2 separate regions of the Homo sapiens genome follow, and region 1 is linked to region 2. Evidence: read pairs that join two places in POLR2A ChIA-PET (ENCODE). Cell type or tissue: Caco-2. All regions are shown on one strand.

What was found. Peaks named below come from ENCODE experiments on the same cell type or tissue, not always from the same donor. Only the 100,000 strongest peaks of a DNase experiment are listed, where the experiment ranks them.
Region 1: POLR2A ChIA-PET joins it to region 2 with 6 read pairs; 3 of 35 experiments call an interaction of 5 or more read pairs at or near these places.

Annotation. Positions count from the first base shown.
Region 1 is chr11:73,867,551-73,870,050 of GRCh38, forward strand. No RefSeq gene overlaps it. Among named protein-coding and RNA genes, the nearest start is that of COA4, 8.0 kb to the right of the region's middle. In Caco-2, no CTCF peak of the experiment used is centred here; DNase peaks (open chromatin) are centred at 1,339 and 1,878.
Region 2 is chr11:74,165,709-74,168,208 of GRCh38, forward strand. All of the region lies in intron 2 of C2CD3 (C2 domain containing 3 centriole elongation regulator), which reads right to left. Among named protein-coding and RNA genes, the nearest start is that of C2CD3, 4.0 kb to the right of the region's middle. In Caco-2, no CTCF peak of the experiment used is centred here; no DNase peak of the experiment used is centred here.

The sequences.
Region 1 (2,500 bases), 300 kb before region 2:
CTCAGCCTCCCAAGTAGCTGGGATTACAGGCATACGCCACCATGCCCGGCTAATTTTTGTATTTTTAGTAAATACTAATTAATTTTTTATTTTTAGTTTCACCATGTTGGCCAGGCTGCTCTCAAACTGGCTGGTCTCGAACTCCTGACCTTGTGATCTGCCGGCCTCGGCCTCCCAAAGTGTTGGGATTACAGGCATGAGCCACCGCACCCGGCCATCTTTCACATTTTCCCCAAGAAGTCACGACTAACGTCGTTTCTACCGCCATAGATTAGTTTTGCCTATCTAGTACTACATATAAATGAAATATCATACAGTATGTATTCTCTTGTGCCTGACTTCATCCATTTAGCATAATGTTTTATCCCTTGTGTTCCATTATCAGTAGTTCATTCCTTCAGCATGCTTTTAGTTTTGAATATCCTAGTTGGGGTTAAATTATGCCTAGTAGTGCCATGAAATCACAAGGGATAGGTAGGAGAGAAGAAGGAATGTCAGTGGATTGGGAATCAGAATAAATGGGTTCTAATCCTGGCTCTATCAATACATAACCTTGGGGATAAACTATTTTGGTCTTCATTTTACAAATGTGTTAACTGGCCCAGGGAGAGAAAGAGACTTGTCTAAGGTCACCTAGTTAGCCAGTGGCAGAGCCAAGGATGGTTTAAGGTCACACAATTCCTGGTTGAGTGCATATTACTGAGATTTTTAAAAAATGATTTTTATGTAGATCACTATTTTTTTTTTTTTTTTTGAGATGGAGTTTTGCTCTTGTCACCCAGGCTGGAGTGCAATGGTGCAATCTCGGCTCACTGCAACCTCCGCCTCCCAGGTTCAATCGATTCTCCTGCCTCAGCCTCCTCAGTAGTTGGGATTACAGGCACCCGCCACCACACCCAGCTAATTTTTGTATTTTTAGTAGAGACAGGGTTTCACTATGTTGGCCAGGCTGGTAACTCCTGACCTCAGGTGATCCACCCGCCTTGGCCTCCCAAAGTGCTGGGATTACAGGCGTGAGCCACCATGCCTGGCCAGATCACTAACTTTCAAGAAGGATAGGATGCCTGGGTAAAATGGGCAGTTTTCCTAGTTGAGGCCAGCAGATTTCTCAGCTTCGTTTTCATCCCTTTCCTCTGGCTGAGGATGACTTGTTCCTCCACCATGGAATCCTGGGAATGGCCAGCTGTAGATTCTGAAAAGGTATGTTTTAGACACAGAGAAACAAATCTAGGTATTTTGGCCACTCAGATACTAGCAATGCTGAGGCCCCTGGGTCCCCTCTGTTTCTAGTGTACTTAAGGAAAGCTTTCTGAGCTTGTACTGGGTGTGCCTAGAACTAATCCTGATGGACAGACACTGGAGACAGAGGTGGCCAATGTGTCTTGTGCTTGTTTAATCTGTACTTTGATCTCTTTGTGAAATTTTTGTTTTCACGTGTCTGATCTTCTTGCAGAATCTGAAATGATTCATTTGACTATAATAATCCCCGTGGAGTAACTTTCATTCTCAGACATTTCAGCTCATTTTAGGAAATCAGCTCACCATTTAGACAGAGTGCCCAGGATCTGAAGAATGAAAACTCTTCAAAAGATAGCTGCTGACAGGGAGGAATCCCTGCTACTTCCTCTGCTTGCTTTAAGTCCTTGCTGAGCGAGGAGGGAGCCCCAGCATTTTCTACAGGAAAATTAAAGGATTCAATCTGGACTTGCTTCAGTTCTCTTTGGGTTTCTGAAGTCAGCAGCTCAAGGACTTAGTCTGGCAACTTTATGGAGAGAGGGTGGGAGGAGTATCTTCTTACTCATCTAGTAAAACACATTGCAGTGCACCTTTGTACCGAGCACAAGGCCAAGTCCCCAGCCAAGGACCTTGAAAGGAAGGGCTAAGGCTAAACCATGAGTCTGCCCTAGGCCTAGCCAAGATAGGCATCAAGCCAAGAGGTCTCTCCACTCATCCCTGGCACCAAGCCTCTAAGCAGAGGCAACCCAAAGCTGCCAGAGTTAGATCCTATAGGGACAGGTATGAAGCACCTTAAAGTTCAGCTCCTAGATTGTGGGCTGCAGAGCTGAGACTAAAGAAAAACATACCAAGCTATATCACTGTGGGCAACTTGCACTAATTAATTGCAAAAAGTTAATTTCCTTTTTGCAAAGTGCTGACAAAAGCAAAGTAATATTTACACAGTCAATGTGGTTACTCACTACTGTGTGTTAAGCACTGTACTGGGCAACAGATGCTTGTGAGAGTAGAGTAGAAAACAGCCTAGGCTTTAGAGCAAGACATACTTGGAGTCTGATCCCCAGTCTGAGCTTTATTTCCTCATCTAAAGGAGAGTGAATGCCATGTTCAGAGGATTACAAATTAGATTAGATAATGTAACTCAGGACAGTCACTAGCACACATTAATAGTGATGATGGTAATAGCTAACGTTCACTGAACACTTACTATGTGCCAGATGCTGTTCCTAAGCTAAACCAATGTTTAACTCAATCTTTCAATAAT
Region 2 (2,500 bases):
AGCGGCATGAACATGGCTCACTGCAGCCTCGACTTCCTGGGCTCAAGTGATTTCTCTCACCTCAGCCTCCCAAGTAGCTGGGACTACAGGTGTGCACCACCATGCCCAGCTAATTAAAAAAATTTTTTTTTGTAGAAACAGGGTCTTGCTATGCATGTGGAATCTAATTTTTTTGTAGAAACAGGGTTTTACCCAGGCTGGTCTTGAACTCTTGGCCTCAAGTGATCTTCCTGCCTCAGCCACCAAAGTATTGGGATTACAGGCGTGAGCCACCACGTTCAGCCTCTTATCGCTTCATTTTCTAAAAAACACATCATGTCGGCCGGGTGCGGTGGCTCACACCTGTAATCCCAGCACTTTGGGAGGCTGAGGCGAGCAGATCGTGAGATCAGGAGATTGAGACCATCCTGGCTAACACGGTGAAACCCCATCTCTACTAAAAATATAAAAAATTAGCTGGGTGTCGTGGCGGGCACCTGTAGTCCCAGCTACTCAGGAGGCTGAGGCAGGAGAATGGCGTGAACCCAGGAAGTGGGAGGCGGAGCTTGCAGTGAGCCAAGATTGCGCCACTGCACTCCAGCCTGGGCAACAGAGTGAGACTCCGTCTTAAAAAAAAAAAAAAAAAAACCATGTCATGTCTACAGTTGGACTGTCACTTATAAGGTTCACCTCATGTGTCTCCTATTGAAATTCTACCTTTTCCATGGCCTTCTTTCTTAACTAGAATTATGAAATTTGGGTGCTGGCACATTTGATGTTTTAACTCTTTCAATTTACTGGTGGGAAAATTAAGGCCCAAGAAGATGAAATGGCTTGCTCAAAGTCAAACAGCAAGAGCATAGAGTAGAAGCAGGATTCTGGCTTCTTAATAACATAAGATTAGCCCTTATTAACTTCCTAGAATATTCATATGATATTACTATATGTGTCAAGTAATCAGACATTTAATTATATACTGTCTGGCATTGCTCAATACTGTTTCATGTATGTCAGTTTTGTTTTCAACTAATCTTTAAGTTCCTTTTGGGCAGGGAATACATCTCAAATCTCTGTACACGCTGCCTGAGTCTTAATATTTTTATAAGACTTGTACCTACAATGTGTCAGCTACTAGACCGATCACTTTACAAACATTTTTTTCATTTAGTATTCACAATAATTCCTGACAGGTAAGTGCTATTTTTCCCAACTAACTAATAGGAAACTGGGGCCCTGAGATGCTAAGGAACCTCTCAGCATCACCTAACAATCTAGTCCTGAAGCCAGAGTTCAAACTCTAGACTGTCTAGATGTCAACCCGTTCAACCGGGTTGCTTCTTTGTGCAAATATCTAGAAAATGGAAGGGCAACTATATGATCCCATTTTACAGATGGGGAAACAGGAATCAGATATGGGAAGAGACTTTCCTAAAATCATGTAGTTGGTAACACCAATGTAAATGTTCGGATGCCAAGTCCAATGCACCAATATACCATAAGATGTTCAAATAAATGTCTGACCTGTTGATTACCATGTTAATAAATACCTTCTCTCTTATTGAATTTCTAATCACTCCTCATTTGTTATATTATATAAAAATACTACCTGAGGATTTAATTTTTAAGCTTACAGTACCAAGATTATTTATATCTTTTAATCGCACTTACTGCTTTTAACCTACTATTAATAACTAAACTTTTTTGTGAAGTTAGAGTTCGGGATCATTCTTATTAATTTTTTGGATTTTTTGTAAACCCCATGGTGCCTAAAACAATGTGTAGTATGTGCTAAACATATTTTTTGAATGACTGAATTACAGCATTTGTTCTTTACATGTTGATGTTTCAAAAATTTTTTCTCGAGAGAATGTAAGTTACTCAAGGACAAGTTAATCTTAACTCACCCCTGGCTCTCCAATATTCTGAGCCCAACCATGTTTACATGATAAATGCTCGAATTTTATTGACTTGAACTGAATTGACTTGATAAATAACCCCATCATCCAAAATGTATTTATGTGAAAGCTTGACCTGAATAAAGAAGTAACATAGTACACTCAGAATACTTTTCTTGTACAAAAATGAAGACATCTTGGCTTCTGGTTCCCTACAGAGGGATGCTTTCCATTTCTGAACATCTGTAATACTAACTCACTAAACCATTCATTTAGCATTTAGTATGTATTATCTTGTACTATTGGTAAATTTTACATCTATATCCTCTTTCCTTGAGTATAATGTAAACCCCAGAGTTGAGACTACAGTTATTACCTAAAAAAGCATGGTGTAGTGAAAAGAGCATGAGTTTTGGTGACAGACAGAAGTGGGTTCAAATCCTAATTCAGCCATTTATCAACTTTGTGACCTTAGAAAGTATTCATTTCATCTCTCCAACTTGTTTAATTGTCTATAAAACAGAGAAAATACCTATCTTTCAGGGTTATTGTAAGGATTAGAAGTAATACATTTCAAAACTGCTGGCACACAGTAACACTCAATAAATTTACAAAGAAAAATGTCT